Regions from separate parts of the Homo sapiens genome. Here all the other regions are linked to region 1. The links are chromatin contacts, found by Hi-C or POLR2A ChIA-PET in ENCODE. All regions are on one chromosome and are shown on one strand. The core of a region is the stretch at or near the end of the contact, and the rest is flanking DNA. Distances in the headings are between cores, read along the strand shown. Region 1 has its middle 81 kb from the start of ZNF365. Region 2 overlaps JMJD1C (jumonji domain containing 1C). Region 3 overlaps NRBF2 (nuclear receptor binding factor 2).

Region 1 (5,027 bases), core at 1,178-3,677:
GAAAAGCACTGGTCATGTTAGTAGACAAGTAGAAATGAAGATATTAAATTATTCTCCTATGGTCACAGAAGGACTGGGCAGGCCCAAGGTCCCTTGAATCCTTCCTACTGCCACCTTCATTGTTCCATAAATATATTCTTTGCTGTGGAAAGGTTTGTAAAATGTAAGTGTATCTTCCTGGCTTAGGGAGATTTATTGGTAACATTTTTTTAAATAATAAAAATATTCAGTGTTTGTGAAACACTGAATTAGAAAAAACAAATAATGAAATAGAAATTTATCCAGCCTATTTGGTAGAATAGCTGGAATACAAGTACTAAAAAACTTGGAGTTTGTACATCTTTAAAAAATTTTTTAAATAAATTGATGAGGTACAAATTTAATTTTATTACATCCATAGATTTTGTAGTGGTAAAGTCAGGGCTTTTAGGGTATCCATCACCAAATAACGCACATTGTGCCCATTAAGTAATTTCTTACCATCCACATCCCTTTCACTCTCTCACCCTTATGAGTCGCCAGTGCCTATCATTCCCCACTCAATGTCCACGTGGACACATTATTTAGTTCCCACTTATAAGACAGAACAGGCTGTATTTGTCTTTCTGTTTCTGAGTTGTTTCACTTAAAATAATGGCCTCCAGTTCCATTCAAGCTGCAAAAGAGTGATGTCATTCTTTTTAATTGCTGCATAGTATTCCATTGTATATATGTACCACATTTTCCTTATCCAATCATCTGTTGATGGATGGACACTTAGATTAATTCCGTATCTTTGCTATTGTGAATAGTGCTTCAATAAATATGTGGGTGTAGGTACTTTTTTTAATATGTTGATTTCTTTTCCTTTGGGTAGATACCCAGCAGTGGGATTGCTGGATCAAATGGTAGTTCTATTTTTAGTTCTTTGAGAAACTGTACTCTTTGACAAAGAAATTCTACTTCTATAGATTTTTTTCTCCAAGGAAATAAATATGAAAGTATGTAGCCATAAAGATGTTCATTTCAAGATTGTTGAAAATAGTGAAAACTTGGAAACAATTTAAATGTCTAATATTTGGGATATGATTTAAGTAAGTTGTAATACATCTTTACCATAGAACACCATTGTAGCCTCACACCCCATTTAAATGATGCTGTGAAGGTTAAAAGAGTACGGATTCTAAAACTTGATTTCTTGGGTTTGCAGCCTGATTGTGAACTTACTACCTGTTAGATATTGGTAAAGTTTCTTAAATTGCCAGTGCCTCAGTTTCTTTTTTCATTTTTTCCTTTTTAAACGTATACCTTGCTGTTCATGTACAACTCAGTGTCTCAGCTTCTTCATGAAGATAATGATGTAGCATTACACCTTCCTCATAGGGAACTTACCAGGTACTTATCAAATATTAGCTATTGGTAGATAAGCAGTTACCAAGCAGGAAAGTCATGTATTACTTCTTATTAAATACAAATCATTGGTTAACAAAAGTCTGTACAATATGACAATGTATTGTATTTTAAAAGATCCTTTTAGAAGGTCTAGACCAGTAATTCCCAAACTGTGTGCCAAGGAATCCTGGGGCACTATGGTGAATTCACAGCAACACCCATCCCAATATATTCTAAAATTTCTAGGGAAACACAGTGACACCTTTGGACACTGGGAACTACATACTACCATTAAGGTGTTTGGACTAAACTACATAATAAACATAATTTATTTTGGTCTAAAATGCTAGACAAATTTACGGAAACACTGAGAGTGCCATGAACCAAGAAAGCTTGAGAACCTCTAATCTAGCTTGTGGACATATACCAAGGTGTTGATGTTACTGAGAGGTGGTATTACATGTGCTTCATGTTTTTTTTTCTTTGCTTCTGATTTATCTAGACTTTCTAATTTTCTGCAGTGAACATTTACTATCTTAATTAAAACAATTTCTTCCTGAATCCGTGCAACAACCATTTATTAAGCACTATTTGGTGTCAATTTCTGGGCTGGACACAGGAAGGCAAAGATGCCACACCCTCAAGGAGCGCATACTTGAGGGTGAGTCTGGAATGTAAACAAATAATTGCTGTTCAGTAGAACAGGCTCTGAGACAGTGGTGCTGATTGGAGTGGGAGCTCTGAGCTCTGCTTTTGGAGATTAGTGCAAAGTTAGGCACATCTTGTGGGATAAATGGGACTTCCAACTGGAAATGGAGAAGGGGTAGAAGAATGTTCCTCCTTGTGGTTTGTGGGTGGAGACTTGGATACATTTGGTGGGGGGTTAAAAGACTGGAAAGGCAGGCAAGGTTAGAATAAGAAGGCTTTGGTGGGGCATGCCTTGGACTGGGCAGTTAACTTGTAAAGGACAGAAAAACGCTGACAGGTTTTAAGCAGGGGAGTGTTATAAATGTTGTGCTGTGGAAGGATCACTCTGGCAGCACTGTGGAGACAGCACAGGGAGGCTGGGAGAGAGCTGGACAGGGAAGGGGACCAGCCAGGAGGATTTTGTAATAGCCCAGGAAAGAGGTCATGAAGCCCCAGTTGGCTAACAACAGATTATGTAATGGGCCCCTGTGGACTAAATCAGCAAAAGCAAATGATCCAGATGTAGAACACTGTTCATCTCAAAATATGTTGGTATCTTTAAAAGTAAAAACTTTTTTTTCTGGTGATAAAGATAATACATGTTCAATACAGAAATTTGGAAACTATAGAAATGTACAAAGAAGAAAATGAAAGCATCTATAATCCCATGAACTGGAGCTGAGATATATGTATATGTACATATACTGTATATGAGAGATAAAAATTAAATATTATATTTATATTTAAATACTGATTTATAAATCTCATATATACATAGTTTATTTAAACTATGTGCATATGGTAAAATAAAATTAACTTAGAGAAGGATAGAAAATAAAAAGTAAATATTGAATGTTTACCACATGCTGGGCACAAAATATAAGAACTTACATATATTTGGTTATTTAATTCTCACAGCAACCTTGTGAGAAAGGTCTGCATGTATTCTGCCATTTTACTGATAAGTGAATTGAAGTACAGAAAGATCAATGTGACTTACCCAAGGTTCAGTAACTTGTAAGTATCAGAGCTGGGATTTGAAAGGAAACTAAGCTGTTTTTCCTCCAGGGCCTGTACCATGAAATCGTGATGGGGCAATTTTGAATGATGTATTTAAACTTCTGTTGTTTGATTCATTGACTTTACACAGTGACTCCTGACACTCCACTACAGCGTTGTCCAACTAAACTTGCTGCGGTGATGGTGATGGACAGATTCAATATCTGTTCAATCTAGTACAGTAGCCACTAGCCACATGTAGCTAGCTGTTGAGCACTACAAATGCTGCTACTGTGAACAAGAGGCTGCATTTTAAATTTTAATTAATTTAAATTTAAATGACCAACTGCTGCTAGTGGCCACCCATGGGACACCACAGATCTCCATAAGATAAAAAAAAAAATGAACACCTCATCCCTTGGTCATATTCTCTGTCCCAGTAAAACCAACTTTATTTCTTATTTCAGTCCTTTCCCATGATCATCTCCATAAAACATGCCTATATTTATATTTCTTGATTTACTGAATTGAACATTATGTTGTCCATGCCGTGTAAGATGAGAAATTATTTTGTGTACGCCACTCCCCCACCCCTCTCTTCTCATTTTTATGAATTTATTTCTATCATTGGTTACCTGTATACTTTGGTATTAGTTAAGATTCTTCTGATTGCAAGTTGGATAGAAAAAGCCAAATCCATCTGATTTCAGCAATACAAAAGGAATTTACTGGCTCATATAAACAAGATCAGAGGCAGAACTGGCATTAGACCAGGCTAAATTGAGAGCTCAATGTGAGCGGGACTCGATTTCAGCTCAGCTGTCCTCAGTCTGCACACTTCATCTTCAAGTTCTATGTGGTGACCACAGCTGTAGCTCTGGTTTCATATCCTCTTAGATTCTAGACTAGCAGGAAAGTAAGCATCTGTCTTTCTTGTAATGCTATTTAGCTGTGACCACAATGATGCTCAGTTAAAACACACACACGTGCGCACACATGCACACACACACACACAAACTCAGTGATTACAACAATAAGCATTTACTTAACATGTGTATGTGTGGGTTGGCTGAGGTCAGATGATCTAGATTGGGCTTGTTGGGGGTTCTGCTGATCTTAGTAGGAGCTGCTCACACTTCTGAGCTCAGCTGGGGGTCAGCTAATTTAGGCTGGGCTTGTATGGACAGCTCTGCTGATCTTTCTTACGCTTCTGGGCTAGTGTAGCTCAGCCCTGTTCCATATGTCTCTTATCTTCTTTCCTGAGACCGGTGACCCATCCCAAGCATATTCTCATGGTGATGACAGAGGCACAAGAGTGCAAGACCAGCTGCACAAACATGTGTACCCTATGCTGTGTCATGTCTGCTAACATCTCATTAGCCAAAGAAAGTCACATGACTGTACCCCAAATCAACCGAATGGAGACGTACTCTCCTCCCATGAAAGTGAGAAGGAGGCAGAGAATATTTCTGCACAATAATTTTCTATACCACTTAAGCAGATGGGGTTGGCTTGCTCATTTCAAAACAAGTGATGTGGCCAAGGGCATAGGTTGTACACTTTGGCCTAGACCTAGGTCCCATATTCCATCATGGGTGTAGAATTACATTCACATTTGCCAAAGCATGTGAGCTAAGAGTGGAGAAGGAAGGCTTACTTCAAATGAAGGTTAGGGTTCTGCTAGCTACATATAGGGGAAATGGATGTGAGATGGCAAACCACAGTGACAATTATAACTTTAAACAATAGACTTACAGTTTTATTTCTTGAGTCTTTGGTGTTAGATAGTATCCTTTGACACCACATGTATAACAGTTCTCTTTCATGCCCCATTTCCACTCTGTCAACTCAATCATTCATGCTATTTGTTTATATTTATGAATGAAGGGCTAGGTAATTAACAACGGTGGCTAGGTGTCAGGTGCAGCTCCCTGCCACTGAGTAGGTGTGTCTCCTCAGTAAGCATATCT
Region 2 (5,027 bases), core at 1,485-3,984, 720 kb after region 1:
CCTGAACAGTAAAATCAGCATTTCCTGGAAACTTGTCAGAAATCTATAGTTTCAGGTCCCTCCCCAGACCCATTGAAATCAGAAACTCTGGTGGTGGGGTACAGCAATCTGCTTTATCAAGCCCTCCATGAAATTCTAACATATGCTGAAGTGTCAGAATACTGATTTAGAGTCTGATTATTCTGAGGGCCACCTATAGCCTACTGGAAGTGTTGAAGTCATTAACAGTTTTCAGAACTTCTAAGACCTAAACAGGTTGTAAGTAATAATGCATCTCAAATCCAGGTTAATATTGTAAACACTTATTACTTCCCTTGAATTTTCTCTTAAAACTGCATTGCCACCAATTGTGAATTACGGACAACATCCTTTCAACAGAGTATAAAGAGCTGTGTTGTTGTCATTACACCCCACAGGAGAGGAAAGGTAGCAATTCCCTTTTGTACAGCTGGCAATTTCTGTGCCAAAATATGTAGCAAAGAAGTTAGATCTTGTTTTGGATCACTCAGCAATTTAGTGGCAGAGCTCAGAATATAATTTGTCAGTCTAGGTCATATATGCTGCCTTGGTGTATTTAGATATAACATTTTTTATAGATGTAATCTTGTTTCTATAATCTATGTGAATTTTCTAACTATCTCAAAGAAAATGTGTATAGACATAAAGTGGATTCCAACCTAAGTAAACTTTTGGAAGTAGCCAGAGAAAGCACATATAGGAAGAAGTAAACATTTACATGTTTTACAAAAAGCCCAATACATATAAATTATAGAAAGCCATAAATTTGTTTTCCTCTACCCTTGTGCAAAAACATGTTGTTACTGAGAACGTATTTTCTGGCCTTCAGAATAGAGACTTATTAATAATACAAACATTAAGTGCATTATTCTAGGCATGGGAAGAGAGCAATGGAAAAGATAAATCTCTTACTTCATCATGCTTACGTTCCAGTGGGGGTTAAAAGACAAGCAAAGTGAGTAAATTATAAAGCATATTTTAAGGTGACAACTGAAATGGAGGAAAATAAAGCAGGAAAGACGACAGAAAGTTGGGGGACACAATTTACAGCTTTAAACTAGACCTCACCAAGAAGGTGAAATTTGAATGAAGCCTAAAAAAGTGTAAAGAAGCAAGTCTTACAGATACCTGACAGAAAAACGATTCCAAGCAAAAAAGATTAAGAAGCACAAAAACCCTGGGGGAGGGGGGAAACATACTTGGTGTGTGTGAAAGAAGCAAAGAGGGCAGGATGGCTAGAGAGGAACTAGGAGAGCCATACGAGATGAAGGCAGTGAGACAGAGGGGGAAGTGTGGATATGTAAACCAACCTAACTTTTTAACAAGGTCACTTTGAGCCTACTAAAAGACCACTGTTCCCAAAAAAGTAGCAGCAGGGACACAAGTGTAAGCATGGAATCTCTTTGGGGTAACAATGATTGCATCTGGAAAAAAGGAACTGGGGGAAAAATGTGAGATACTGAATTTTCACCGTGAACTTTTTATACTTTTGAATTTTTCTGTTTATGTATTACATTTTCAAAAGAAAAACATTAAAAAGTAGTATTTTCAACAAATAGTACTGGAACAGCCAAATGCCCATATGCAAAAAATTGAACCTCGCTCCATACTATGCACTACATACAAAGATGAACTACATTGCATACCCAAATGTAGGACCTCAAACTATAATGGTTCTAGAAGAAAATGAGGAGAAAATCTGAGTGATCTTGGGCTAGGCAACAATTTTGTAGATACTATGAAAATACCATCCATAAAAGAGAAACTGATCAACTGGACCTCATCAAAATGGAAAAAACCAGCCAGGTGGGTTGGCTCATGCCTACAATCCCAACACTTTGGGAGGCCAAGGCAGGAAGATTGCCTGAGCTTAGGAGTTCGAGACCAGCCTGAGCAACACAGCAAGACCCCATCTCCACAAAAAATTAAAAAATCAGCTGGGCATGGTGGTGTCCATCTACAGTACTAGCTACTCAGGAGGGTGTGGTGGGGGGATCACTTGAACCCAGGAGTTTGAGATTACAGTGAGCTATGACTGTGCCACTGCACTCTAACCTGGGCAACAGAGCAAGATACTGTCTTTTAAAAAATGGAAAAATGAAAAAAAAATGCTCTTTGAAAAGAGAAGCTACAGGAAAGGAAAATGTATTTGTAAAACACATTATCAGATAAAAGACATTATCAGAAATTGGCAAAAAACACTCAAAACTCAGTAAGAAAAAAAGCAGCTAAATAGACAGAATATTTGAACACATATTTAACCAAAGTAGATATACAGATGGCAAATGAAGATATAAAAAGATGCCCAATGTTTAGTCATTAAGAAAGTACAAAGTAAAACCACCATGAGACACCACTGTACACTTACTAGAATGGTCTAAAAACAAAACTGACAGTAACAAGCACTAGTGAGGAAGCAGAGGAAATGAAACTCACATAACCCTGCACTGGGAAATGAAAATGGAACAACCAATTTAGAGAATAGTCTGGCAGTTTCTTAAATTTAATCATACATTATAGTATCACCAGGCAATCCCACCATTCAGTATTTACTTAACAGAAATAAAAATCTTTGTTCACATAAAACCATGTATATGAATGTTTATGATAGCTTTATCTATTATTGCCCCAAAGTGGAAAAAACCAAAATGTACTTCAGCTGGTGAATGTACGGATTTAAAAAATGAAAAAAATATTCATACAACTACCCAGCAATAAAAAAAGAATCAACTGATAAATACAACAATAGGAATGAATCTCAAATACATTAAGAAAAGCCAGACTTAAAGGGTACATACTGTGTGAGTCCAAATTTACAGCATACTCATAAAAGAGGAACTATAGGGACAAAAAAGCAGATTAGTTGCAGGAACTTTGGGTGGGAAGAGGCTGACTATAAAAGTGCAAGAGGATGCCGAGCATGGTGGCTCATGCCTGTAATCCCAGCACTTTGGGAGGCCAAGGCAGACAGATTACCTGAAGTCAGGAGTTCGAGACCAGCCTGACCAACGTGGAAAAACCCCATCTCTACTAAAAATACAAAATTAGACAGGCGTGGTGGTGCATGCCTGTAATCCGCAGCTACTCGGGAGGCTGAGGCAGGAGAATCGCTTGAACCCGGAAGGCAGAGGTTGCAGTGAGCCAAGATCGCGCCACTGAGCTCTAGCCTGGGCAACAAGAGCAAGACTCTGTCTCAAAAAAACAAAAAACAAAAAACAAAAAAAAAAACTGCAAGAGGGAATTTTTTCGGAGTGATGGAATTGTTCTACATTTTGATTATGTTGTTACCTAACTATGCATTTGTTGAAACTCACAGAATTATACATTAAATAAGGTAAATTTCACTATATGCAAATTATATCTCAATTTACAAAAATGACTACACTACCTAGGTTAACTTTATAAAAACTGACATTGGATAAATTCAATATGTGAATAAAGATCTTCAAGGGAATCTACTTTGTATTATCAAAGGATTATTCCTATGTACAAAAAGATTTATAATACTAGTCTCTTAAATAGGCTCTTCTTTTGAGAGCATTTACATTTGAATACAGATTAGCTATTTTCTGCTAAGAGTCTAGAAGTCAAAGAAATGGTGTATAGGGTGAATCCCAGATTAAACATGAAACATAAATAATATGACATCTCTGAAATAATCATAAGTCCATGGGAAAATATAACCACTTAATGTAAATACATTTTTTCCAGGAAATTATCATAGAGAAAAAGGTATTTATTATTATGACATTTGTATTTTACTACTGTATCATAAATGCCATTTGAGATCTAATAATGATAAATCTGACCCTGAATCTGACACATCCTAAAAGCTAAGCAATTATTATCACCTAAGTAGTATTTGTATGGAAGAGTGCCATAAATGCTAAAACAGTCAATGACTATACTTATATAAAATGTGAGAAAGTTTCCTTGGTAAACTAATATACATCAGCTACATCTCAATTACTTAGCAGTGGAAAAGGTGGAGAACCAACTGTTGAGGCAAAGCAGCTTTTGAGTTTTTTCTGGTTTCCCTGGTACACCTTGTTAATTTTAAGGGTTAACCTGGGCTGTAGTAGCCCCATTCCACCTATAGGAATCCACTGTGTACTTTTAATCCCACCCTCCATAACCACTGCATCTATTCTATGCCATTTTTCCCGGTGCTGGAAAAATTAGGTATTTTAAACTAGGTATTTATTTTAGTTTTTATGTTTTGTGGATCAACAGTTATATAAATTACATACCATCTTTCTTTAGACAGGCCCCTGATATGCTAGCATGCTGAAGAAAGGTAGGAGGTATGCTTAAAGCCTGATAAAAAGTCTGTATACTGTGTCCCCCCATGCTTTTAAGCCTCACTATTCAGAGGTATACATGTCACCAGGAGGGCTTAAAAATCAGATTTCGATCTATTAAATCGGAGACAGTATACAAATAGAAATCTGGCTCATGTTAAAACAATTTAAAATCTTAAGGAAATTATGTGAGATTTCTGCAAGCACTGAGATGTCATTCTAATAAAGGCAGACTGGTGCAGGTAATTCTCTTATTTGCATCTTCTTCCATTTATATCTATACTAAGAGCAATTTTTTTTTCAAAACTAGTTCTTTCAGTCAGTAAAAAATATGTTAGAAATAAGTTTGTATATACCTGATGAAGTGCTCCCGCTGGCAAAACAATAGCATCACCAAGGAACTGAATAAGAGTACAGGTTCTGACTCCATATTCTTCAAGCAGCCTTTGACGGAGCTTTTTGTTCACATACCAACTTTGGTCACGTATTGGATCATGTTCTGGTAGAACTTCAAGGCCTTGTTCTTTTGAAATCTGAAATATGAATTAAAATAGACACTCCAATTTAAGTAAGGAAATGGTAAATCCTGTTCAGTTAAATTTCAATTTTATTTGTAATAACAAATCTTTTCTTCTCAGAATCAATGGAACAACTGAATGAGCTTCTTCAGTTAAAAAATAACATTCTGCAATAATTTGGAAAGCCAAA
Region 3 (5,027 bases), core at 1,316-3,815, 700 kb after region 1:
AAGAACTTGACTTAAGTTTTCTAGCAGTCATCCTAAAGAGGAAAGATAATAATTTTTACATTGGCTATTAAAATTCAAACAAATAGTCACCGAGGATCTAAGATCAGAGAGAAGTTTATTGAAGGTCTTCATAAATGACATTATACTGTCCTCAGTAACTTCCTCGCAGTAAATATGTCAACAAGTTCTTAGGGCTTTTAACCATAAGGCTGATGGTTTAACTCAGAGACAATTCATTAAAAGTGATTCTATAGGAGTCCAAAATGATAGATTCCAGGTATTCAGACGGATAAAAAGTCATTGATAATCTCATGATATTTTTGTGAGTATGATGAGTAATAGGGTTTGGATAGGTTCTTGTTTGATTTTTATCTTTCCTAAACCTATTTTTCTGATTAGACCATCTTCAGTTTCTGAATTATAAAATCTGTAGGAGTTTTAAATAACAAAACCTTCAAGATAGGGTAGGGAATATTTTCATTTTATTGCCACTGACATCCTTTTGGGGGAAGTTAAGAATTCTTTTAAAAAATCCCCAATTGTATCAGAGTTATCAGACCAGTTCTCTTTGTCATATGAAGATTATTAAAACTCTTCCTTTTACCTGTTAATTACAAAATGAAGACACATATTAACATGCCTATTTTTTCTCTTAACAGCATATCTTTCTGAAGCCATGAAGCTGACACAGTCAGAGCAGGTGAGACATATTCCCAATATTTGCGACAAGGGTTAGAAAGGTTTTCTTGTGGAGGCTTGAATTGTGTGTAAAGCAAAGCATTGTGTCCCTCTCAAAATGCTATAGTCAAAAATATATAAAATGGGCAAGGGAAGAGCACTTCACAACGGAAATTAAAACTAAATGAACTGCAGTCGATGCCCCAGACATGGAATGCAGAAACTTCTTTTTTTCTAGTGGTTACTCACAGATCTCAGATTGCCAGCCAGATGTACCTTTTAGAGAGCCCTCTTCGGACCATTCCTAATCATTAGCTCTTATTTGATCATTAGCTTACAGTCAGTAAACAGGCCTGGCCAAGAGGAAACTAGTTGGACCACCCTTTGCTTGTCAAAGATAATTTAAATCTGACCAGTCTCCCACTTGTCTTTGCTTGAATTCTTAAGCAGTTCAGGCACTTTTAAATTTGTTTCACCAATTGCTTTAAATTGTCTTCTGTGTTTGGGGAGGCCCTGCCAAGTGTTTCAAGATACATTTATTCATAAGACTGGGCATGGTGGCCCATGCCTGTAATCCCAGCACTTTGGGAGGCCAAGGCAGGGGGATCACTTGAGCCCAGGAGTTCGAGACCAGCCTTGGCAACACAGTGAGACCCCATCTCTACAAAAACTTAAAAAATTAGCTGGGCGTGGTGGCACATGCCTGTAGTTCTAGCTACTTGGGAGGTTGAGGTGAGAGGATCACTGAACACCTGAGTCCAAGGCTGCAGTGAGCTATGACTGCGCCATTGCACTTCAGCCTCAGCAACAGGGACCCTGTCTCTAAAATAAATATATATAAAATATCTTTTTAAAAACTTTTTGTTATAAAAGTATTAGTTAAAGAGATCATTTCTGTGAGGTATATCAGTGGCAGGGAAAGCCACTAGTTTCTCAAACTGAACCAAGGGAACTTTAAAGTTGTGTTCTATCCCTTTCACTGCCTTTGAAAGTATAGAATCTGCTCATGATACAGGCATGCATTGAGTTATCCAAACACGCGGTTGATAGGAAGACTTTCTTTTTAGCTGTTGGTAGAATTAATATGTCTACAGAGGAAAGATTTCTAATTTTGAGTACAAATGACATTACACATGGGGTCAGGCACATTGAGGAAAACATCCAATTTAGTGTATTGATTGGGAATAGGACTTCTGACTTTCTGAATGGTATTTTTGCAAACATAGTAAATTGTAAATTGTAAGTGTTGGGTTATTCACAAAGGATTTTGAATAGTGTATGTTGGACATTACTAAGATACTTAAAATATTCTTCCAATTTTATCTTTCCTTCTATGTAATAGGCTCATCTTTCACTGGAATTGCAAAGGGATAGCCATATGAAACAGCTCCTCCTCATCCAAGAGAGATGGAAAAGGGCCCAGCGTGAAGAAAGATTGAAAGCCCAGCAGAACACAGACAAGGATGCAGCTGCCCATCTTCAGACATCTCACAAACCCTCTGCAGAGGATGCAGAGGGCCAGAGTCCCCTTTCTCAGAAGTACAGCCCTTCCACAGAGAAATGCCTGCCTGAGATTCAGGGGATCTTTGACAGGGATCCAGACACACTACTTTATTTACTTCAGCAAAAGAGTGAGCCAGCAGAGCCATGTATTGGAAGCAAAGCCCCAAAAGATGATAAAACAATTATAGAGGAGCAGGCAACCAAAATTGCAGATTTGAAGAGGCATGTGGAATTCCTTGTGGCTGAGAATGAAAGATTAAGGAAAGAAAATAAACAACTAAAGGCTGAAAAGGCCAGACTTCTAAAAGGTCCAATAGAAAAGGAGCTGGATGTAGATGCTGATTTTGTAGAAACGTCAGAGTTATGGAGCTTGCCACCACATGCAGAAACTGCTACAGCCTCCTCAACCTGGCAGAAGTTCGCAGCAAATACTGGGAAAGCCAAGGACATTCCAATCCCCAATCTTCCTCCCTTGGATTTTCCATCTCCAGAACTTCCTCTTATGGAGCTCTCTGAGGATATTCTGAAAGGATTTATGAATAATTAAAATGGAAGGCCACAGAAAAGGGGAAAAGAGGAAATAATACAGTAATCGTTAATCCAGCAAAAAGAAATGAAAAGGGAAAACCACATAGAAGGGTAATCCCGGAAATGCTTCATCTGGTGGACTGTGGGAGCAGAGGCATTGCCAGGACTTGGGAAACAGTCACTGTGAAATGCGCTGCGTATCTCATTCACTCACTTCAGCTAATGATTCCGACTTGGCAGACGCTAAACTCATGGAGGTTCGGTTTCTCCTGATACAAACCAAATGGCTACCTGGAAGAATTTCTTTCAAGCAACAGTTATTTTTCTTATCTTCAGGGTTAAAATGTATAAAAGTTATGTGTAATTAATCTATAATGCCATAAATGATAATGCAAAACCTAAATAATATGGTGGCCGGAGGGGCTGCCTTATATTTGAAACATGCTTTCTATCATGCATTGACTGTATGCATTTTGTTAATGCACATTCTGTTTGTTTAAGGTGTGTAAGATACACACCCTTCTAGATGAAACTATATGTGCCACACTTTGCACTACTCATAATGATAACCTCAAGACTATCAGAAGAAATATTTAAATTTCCATTTTATGAAGAAAGGAACCAAATTATTATGCTTTTTAAAACAAATTACCAGTTTACATAATTAATCAGGGTGCATTTTAAGTTCTAACTTCGTTTATTGTATAATGCATCATTTGAAAATACCAAGGAGGAAATACCCTTTGTTTTTAATGATGCAAGAGTGGACGTAATGCTAGTTGGCAGTATTTTATTGTAAGAAATCAATAAAGTAATTGTGTTTTATACCTTTGTTGAACGTGGTTGATAGTTAAAAAGCAAGGCACTGAGTGGCTTCTCTGTGCGTTGTAAACTTTGAATTTGAACAGATGCGGTTAGATGATTACTTTTGTGTGTCAAGGATTTTTTTTTTCTTTCAGTGTTTTGTAGTCCATTTCCCTTACAACTAGGGTGACAGAGAGTACAGAAGTTCCTGAGGTTTAAATGTATTGTTTCCAACCTTTTTCCTGACCACCACATGGAAAATGCTCAGGGCTGCTCTAGGCTGGAGGCAGCTGTCCCTTGGGCACCTGCCACCCTGTCAGAGCATAGTGTGGGGAAGTGCTGCTTTGGATTCTCTCTACCAAGCTGGATGATGTTCCATGAGAAGGAAGGGGAAGAGGAGAATATAAGCAAAACATTTGGGTGCAAGCTACTGGGCATGTTTAAAGCTTGGATTTGCTGTGTGGAATTACAGAAGTGAGAAAAATATATTGCCTTCTCTGAGGACAATTGGGTTGAGGAAGTTGGGTTAGGCTCACAAATCCAGTGACGAAACTAGTAGAAATAGGGCCAGGCGTGGTGGCTTATACCTGTAATCCCAACACTTTGGGAGGCTGAGGTGGGAGGGTCGCTTGAGCCCAAGAGTTTGCGACCACCCTGGGCAACATAGTGAGACCCTGTCTCTACCCAGAAAAACTTTAGCTGGGTGCAGTGATGGCGCGCCTGTAGTTGTGGTTACTCCAGAGGCAGAGGTGGGAGGATGACTCGAGCCTGGGAGGTTGAGGCTGCAGTGAGCTCTCATCACACCACTGCATTCCAACCTGGACACCAGAGTGAGATTCTGTCTCAAAAAAAGCAGAAGTGACCATGGAGAAATCATATTTTTTCCTGTCTCATCTTGCTGCAGATGAAACCAAAAATAAACTAGCCTGCCAAATTGTCTTGAGTTCTATACTTTCTTAAAAGTTACATTAATTTGCTGGGCACAGTGGCTCACGCTTGTAATCCCAGCACTTTGGGAGACTGAGGCAGGCGGATCACCTGAGGTCTGAAGTTCGAGACCAGCCTGATAAATATGGCAAAACCCTGTCTCTTACTAACAATACAAAGATTAGCCGAGTGTGGTGGCATGGGCCTGTAGTCCCAGCTACTTAGGAGGCTGAGCAGGAGAATCACTTGAACCCAGGAGGCAGAGGTTGCAGTGAGCTGAGATTGTGCCACTGCACTCCAGCCTGGGCAACAGAGCTGGACTCTGTCTAAAAAAAAAATATATATATATTAATTTGTTTATCTCAGTGTTGTTGTTTTTTTTATTATTTTTTCTGTTTGGTTGACTAGAATTTCTGTTCTGCTAAATATCTCAGTGTTTTAATATCCTAGACTCGACATTTTACTTGCCTAACCTTGCTCATAAAACTTGACATTTAAAAGCTTGTGCCAAAAATAGTCATGTGTTGCTTAACAAGGATGTGTTCTGAGGAATGTGTTGTTAGGTGATTTTTTCATGTGAGCATCCT

What was found. Hi-C counts contacts between places; a loop is a spot of excess contacts on that map. ChIA-PET counts read pairs that join two places held with the same protein, here RNA polymerase II (POLR2A). Pooled maps may share reads with other maps.
Region 2: a map with no recorded cell type shows a loop between it and region 1 (6-fold over the local background). The contact joins two enhancer-like sites. A Hi-C loop is called at or near these places in 1 of 37 single-sample maps with no recorded cell type and 4 of 50 pooled maps.
Region 3: a pooled map shows a loop between it and region 1 (4-fold over the local background). The contact joins two enhancer-like sites. A Hi-C loop is called at or near these places in 3 of 168 maps with a recorded cell type or tissue (heart left ventricle, prostate gland and psoas muscle), 1 of 37 single-sample maps with no recorded cell type and 5 of 50 pooled maps. POLR2A ChIA-PET finds 5 or more read pairs at or near these places in 2 of 52 experiments (SK-N-SH and WTC11).

The regions. Positions count from the first base shown.
Region 1 is chr10:62,452,789-62,457,815 of GRCh38, forward strand. It overlaps a transcript of ZNF365 not described here. Among named protein-coding and RNA genes, the nearest start is that of ZNF365, 81 kb to the left of the region's middle. RefSeq lists an enhancer at 4,689-4,738. Within about 2 kb of position 2,428, at least 9 of the 41 ENCODE cell types and tissues checked have a DNase peak (open chromatin) inside an H3K27ac peak, as active enhancers do.
Region 2 is chr10:63,171,622-63,176,648 of GRCh38, forward strand. It overlaps JMJD1C (jumonji domain containing 1C), which reads right to left. Exons shown (of 26, transcript NM_032776.3): 24 at 4,676-4,852. Among named protein-coding and RNA genes, the nearest start is that of NRBF2, 41 kb to the left of the region's middle. Within about 2 kb of position 2,735, at least 2 of the 41 ENCODE cell types and tissues checked have a DNase peak (open chromatin) inside an H3K27ac peak, as active enhancers do.
Region 3 is chr10:63,151,491-63,156,517 of GRCh38, forward strand. NRBF2 (nuclear receptor binding factor 2) reads left to right here. Exons shown (of 4, transcript NM_030759.5): 3 at 660-700; 4 at 2,021-3,534. The coding sequence ends at 2,728. Among named protein-coding and RNA genes, the nearest start is that of NRBF2, 21 kb to the left of the region's middle. Within about 2 kb of position 2,566, at least 3 of the 41 ENCODE cell types and tissues checked have a DNase peak (open chromatin) inside an H3K27ac peak, as active enhancers do.